Regions from separate parts of the Homo sapiens genome. Here region 2 is linked to region 1. A link is a contact called in ENCODE Hi-C or POLR2A ChIA-PET data. All regions are on one chromosome and are shown on one strand. The core of a region is the stretch at or near the end of the contact, and the rest is flanking DNA. Distances in the headings are between cores, read along the strand shown.

Region 1 (2,700 bases), core at 5-2,504:
CAGAGTTGCACGTGCTCACGGCAGCAGGAGCATCTCCTGCATCTGGTGCCCCTGGCCCCAGTCCCCATTCCGTAGCTCAACTCAGCAGCACCTCCCGCTCCTGCAAAGGAGACCATGGTGAGGGCAGGAGAAGGGCATAGCCTGCTGAACGCAGGGTGTCTCTTCTCTAGGTTGTGAGGCTGAGGCTTTTTCACCCCCACTTCCTGGAAGTTCCCTCAACGGAACCTGCCAGAAATCTGCCCCTTAGGATGCTAGGGGAAAAGCTTTTGCTGGGGAAAGGCTCGCCAGAGGCATCTGCTATAAAACCGGCGAGGAGGGTGCTGCTGACCAGGGCAGGGGACAGGCGTCGGGGAAGCCCGGGGCCGCCAGCCGCAGGGCCAAGCCCTTTTCTCCTGCAACGTCTCTGGCGCCCTCTACCGACAAAGCCTAACAGCGCCAGCTGGCAAAAGAGAAATACCGAATATTTGAGCCGCCCAGATACGCTTTCGCAGAGAGCATCGGTGAATCCTGGGCAATACACTGACAACTGGAAAAAACGTTTAGAGATCCCTTAAGTGCTCCATGTTTTCCCAACATTTACCCACGGCTCGCTCTAACATCTGAAATAATAGTAATCATTTTTGAAATTATTTTGATGGAATTAAACAATTCCAGCACTTGTTAAATAGGCACATACTTAATTTGCAAAACGCCGTGCAAGAACCCGTAGCGCACCTGGAGAAAACTGTCTGGAGGCGGCTCAGGCACTCCGGGTCCAGGCAGGACGCGGGACGGGGAGGGGCCAGGCCTGGCGCCCGGGGCTGAGCCCGCTCCTGCTGCTCGGGGCGTCCACGCCCCGCGGCCTCTGGGAGGGGCCTGTGGCAGGAGGGAGGCCCGGGAGAACAGGCCCTTTCCTGGGCCACGGGGGAAACCCCTGCCCCAGGTGTGTGTCTCTCAAATGCTGCGTCGGGCCACGCGAGGATTGTTTTGTGGCTACAACAAAATTAACTATGCTTGCACAAAACTTTAGCCAATACCTCAAAGGGAAACGTAAAAGGGGAAAGACGCACTCTTACCCCACCCACTCCAAGGCAGCAGTCAGCACACCCAAGCCCTCGTGCTCCCACGCGGGTTTCACCGAGTGCCCCACTCCAGGGGGCCCGGAGAGCCGGCCCAGGTCCCGGCCCCGCCCACCCGCGCGGCCCCGCCCCCGGCCGCGAGCGTGCGCGCCCCAAGCGGAGACCCCGCCCCCGGAGCGCGTGCCCGTGCGCCGCCGCCGCCATTTTGGAGCGATCGGAGTGCCGCCCGCGGCCCCGAGTCGGTCTCGAGCCGCCGGCCGGCCGTGCCGGTGTCCGTAGGCGCTGCGCCCTCGGCCGGGCCCATGTGTGTGCGGCCCGCCCGAGGCCGCCCGGGCTTTGCCTCCACCAGCGCCCTGGCCTCCGCTCGGGCCTCCACACGGGCCTCCGAAGAGCTGCCGCGACGCCCGGCCCGCAGGGCAGGTGAGTGCGGCCGCCCGCCGCTCAGACCCGGCCCCCAGTCTGCCAGTGCCCCCCAAGTCACTTCTCCCCGAGTCAGTCAGTGCCCCCTCCAGATAGTTATCCCCCAGTCAGTCAGTTCCCCCTCCAGTCAGTTCCCCCCAGTCGGTGCCCCCGGAGTCAGTGCCCCCCCCAAGTCAGTCAGTGCCCCCTCCAGTCAGTTCCCCCCCAGTTAGTGCACCCTCTAGTCAGTTCCCCCAGTCAGTGCCCCCTCCAGTCAGTTCCCCCCCAGTCAGTTCCCCCCCAGTCAGTTTCCCCCCAGTCAGTTTCCCCCCAGTCAGTGCCCCCCAGTCAGTGCCCCCTCCAGTCAGTTCCCCCCCAGTCAGTGCCCCCTCCAGTCAGTTTCCCCCCAGTCAGTGCCCCCTCCAGTCAGTTCCCCCCCAGTCAGTGCCTCCTCCAGTCAGTTTCCCCCAGTCAGTGCCTCCTCCAGTCAGTTTCCCCCAGTCAGTGCCCCCTCCAGTCAGTTCCCCCCCCAGTCAGTGCCCCCTCTAGTCAGTTCCCCCCCAGTCAGTGCCCCCTCTAGTCAGTTCCCCCCCAGTCAGTGCCCCCTCTAGTCAGTTTCCCCCCAGTCAGTGCCTCCTCCAGTCAGTTTCCCCCAGTCAGTGCCTCCTCCAGTCAGTTTCCCCCAGTCAGTGCCTCCTCCAGTCAGTTTCCCCCAGTCAGTGCCCCCTCCAGTCAGTTCCCCCCAGTCAGTGCCCCCCCAGTCAGTTTCCCCCCAGTCAGTGCCCCCCAGTCAGTGCCCCCCAGTCAGTGCCCCCTCCAGTCAATTCCCCCCAGTCAGTGCCCCCTCCAGTCAGTTCCCCCCCCAGTCAGTGCCCCCTTCAGTCAGTTCCCCCAGTCAGTGCCCCCTCCAGTCAGTTCCCCCCCAGTCAGTGCCCCCCCAGTCAGTTTCCCCCCAGTCAGTGCCCCCCAGTCAGTGCCCCCTCCAGTCAATTCCCCCCAGTCAGTGCCCCCTCCAGTCAATTCCCCCCAGTCAGTGCCTCCTCCAGTCAGTTTCCCCCAGTCAGTGCCCCCTCCAGTCAGTTCCCCCCAGTCAGTGCCCCCCCAGTCAGTTTCCCCCCAGTCAGTGCCCCCCAGTCAGTGCCCCCTCCAGTCAATTCCCCCTAGTCAGTGCCCCCTCCAGTCAGTTCCCCCCCAGTCAGTGCCTCCTCCAGTCAGTTTCCCCCAGTCAGTGCCTCCTCCAGTC
Region 2 (2,700 bases), core at 158-2,657, 56 kb after region 1:
TGTGTATTATTTAGAAACATGGAGGTTAACGTTGGAGAAAACTGCTGAAAGAGTCCAGTGATTGCCTCTGAGGAGCATGACTTGGGATGCTGGGGGGCAGGGGGCCTGTCCTCACCAGCCCTGTCATCTCTGAGTTTTTCTCTGAGGAGTGTGACTTGGGATGGGGGCAGGGGGGCCTGTCCTCACCAGCCTTGTCATCTCTGAGCTTTTCTCTGAGGAGTGTGACTTGGGATGGGGGCAGGGGGGCCTGTCCTCACCAGCCTTGTCATCTCTGAGCTTTTCTCTGAGGAGAGTGTGACTTGGGATGGGGGCGGGGGGGCCTGTCCTCACCAGCCTTGTCATCTCTGAGCTTTTCTCTGAGGAGTGTGACTTGGGATGGGGGCAGGGGGCCTGTCCTCACCAGCCTTGTCATCTCTGAGCTTTTCTCTGAGGAGTGTGACTTGGGATGGGGGCGGGGGGGCCTGTCCTCACCAGCCTTGTCATCTCTGAGCTTTTCTCTGAGGAGTGTGACTTGGGATGGGGGCAGGGGGGCCTGTCCTCACCAGCCCTGTCATCTGAGGTTTTAAAGCACGTGCACATATCACTTGTATAAAAAACATGAAAGTCAGGTGTGGTGGCTCACGCTGGTAATCCCAGCACTTTGGGAGGCTGAGGTGGGAGGATCACTTACGCCCAGGAGTTGAAGACCAGCCTGGGCAATATAGCGAGACTCCATCTCTTTTTTTTTTTTTTTTTTGGTCTGAGATGGAGTCTCACTCTGTCGCCCAGGCTGGAGTACGGTGGTGCGATCTCGGTTCACTACAACCTCCGCGTCCCAGGTTCAAGTGATTCTCCTGCCTCAGGCTCCCGAGTTGCTGGGATTACAGACATGCATCACCACACCCAGCTAATTTTTTGTATTTTTAGTAGAGACAGGGTTTCACCATGTTGGCCAGGCTGGTCTCGAATTCCCGACCTCAGGTGATCCATCTGCCTCAGCCTCCCAAAGTGCTGGGATTACAGGCATGAGCCACTGCACCCGGCCCCCATCTCTATTTCTTTATTTAAAAAAAAAAACATATTAAGACTTTTTTTTTTTTTTTTTTGGAAACACAGTCCTTTCTGTCAACCAGGCTGGAGTGCAGTGGCGCGATCTTGGCTCACTGCAACCTCCGCCTCCTGGGTTCAAGCAGTTCTCCTACCTCGGTCTCCTTAGTAGCTGGGACTACAGGCGCACACCAGCATGCCTGGCTAATTTTTTGTATTTTTAGAAGAGACGGGGTTACCATGTTGGCCAGGCTGGTCTTGAACTCTTGAGCTCAGGCAATCTGCCTGCCTCGGCCTCCCAAAGTGCTAGGATAGTGCTAAGATTACAGAAGACACTTTTTTTGAGGCTAGTCAAAGTGCAGCAGTGTTTACACCTAATTGGTCACAAGCAGTTAAGATTTCTTTCTTCCTTCTTCAGTCTGTCTGCGTCACATGACTAGCCTTGTAAATAAAGTGAAACAAAAAACACTTTTTTTGAGAAATAGAATAGGGGCCGGGCGTGGTGGCTCACGCCTGTAATCCTAGCACTTTGGGAGGCTGAGGCGGGCGGATCATGAGGTCAGAAGATGGAGACCATCCTGACTAACACGGTGAAACCCCGTCTGTACTAAAAATACAAAGAATTAGCCAGGCGTGGTGGCCGGTGCCTGTAGTCCCAGCTACTTGGGAAGCTGAGAGAGTAAGTGCACTCCAGCCTGCATGACACAGCAAGACTGTCATCTCTTTAAAAAATAAAAAAAGATGGAGAAGATATAAATATATATGTAGACCAGGAGTTGGCAGACTGTATCTATGAAAAGTCAGAGAGTAAATACTTTAGGCTTTGCAGGTTGTAAGGTCTCTGTTGCAACGGCTCAACTCTGAAGTTGTAGCATGAAAGCAGCTACAGAAAATAGTAAACAAATGGATGGGGCTACATTCCAAGAAGGCTTCATTTATACAGAGCAGCACCTGTGCTTCGCGACTCTGCTATCCTTGCCTAGTGGCACTGCCAGGTTAAACACCGCCTCCCGCAACCTGTTAGCCTTGGAGGTCAGGGTTCTCCTGCAGACCTGGCAGAACACCTCCATGACCACAGGCTCAATTATGGGAGGACTCTTCTTGAAAGTGGAGAATTTGCCTGAGCTGTCTGTGCTCAAGAGAAGCTGCACTTGGTTTGGGTGGATTGGGATCAGGTAGCAGCCACTGACCCTGCTTAATTAAAGCCAGGGGCTGCTCCAGGGAGGTGAGGCCCACACGCTGCCTCTTCCTAAGGCCTCACATGCAGCTAGCCCTGCTTCTGCGGAGCAGCCCTTGGCTGAAAAGCCACTGTGACTGTAAGATGGCTGGTCACCTTCTGGAGTCAGAGCACTGCCTGCCCAGGCCACAGCAGAGGGCGCCACCCCAGGGCTGGAGGCAGCAGCAGTCACATGGTCAGCCCTAGAGCCTGGGGATGCTCCTGGTCTTTTCGTGAGCTCTTGTCTAGTTTGCTTGCCAAGATCTGGATTATTTGAGAAATAAGACAGAAGAGTCAGTAAGAGACACCAAGCTGTCGCTTTCATTACTCATAAAGCAGTGTCATTTATAACTCTGAGCTGTGGGCTTCCTCATTCCTGATTGCAGAATTAGAACTGCTCACCCAGTGGGAAGCAGCAGTGGGTCACAGCGGGCCCCCAGGAAGCACCCCCTGCCGCA

What was found. A loop is a pair of places that touch in the nucleus more often than their neighbours do. ChIA-PET counts read pairs that join two places held with the same protein, here RNA polymerase II (POLR2A).
Region 2: a map of HepG2 shows a loop between it and region 1 (6-fold over the local background). The contact joins the enhancer-like site here to the promoter of PPP6R2 in region 1. A Hi-C loop is called at or near these places in 1 of 168 maps with a recorded cell type or tissue (HepG2). POLR2A ChIA-PET finds 5 or more read pairs at or near these places in 7 of 52 experiments (A673, CD4-positive, alpha-beta T cell, HEK293 and 4 more).

Annotation. Positions count from the first base shown.
Region 1 is chr22:50,342,073-50,344,772 of GRCh38, forward strand. It overlaps PPP6R2 (protein phosphatase 6 regulatory subunit 2), which reads left to right and starts at 1,255. Exons shown (of 24, transcript NM_001242898.2): 1 at 1,255-1,478. RefSeq lists an enhancer at 1-609 and silencers at 706-875, 1,146-1,425, 1,436-1,515.
Region 2 is chr22:50,397,449-50,400,148 of GRCh38, forward strand. All of the region lies in intron 3 of PPP6R2 (protein phosphatase 6 regulatory subunit 2), which reads left to right. Among named protein-coding and RNA genes, the nearest start is that of MIR12114, 8.6 kb to the right of the region's middle. RefSeq lists enhancers at 378-878, 2,288-2,700. Within about 2 kb of position 1,408, at least 22 of the 41 ENCODE cell types and tissues checked have a DNase peak (open chromatin) inside an H3K27ac peak, as active enhancers do; they include A673 and CD4-positive, alpha-beta T cell, where a contact is called at or near this core.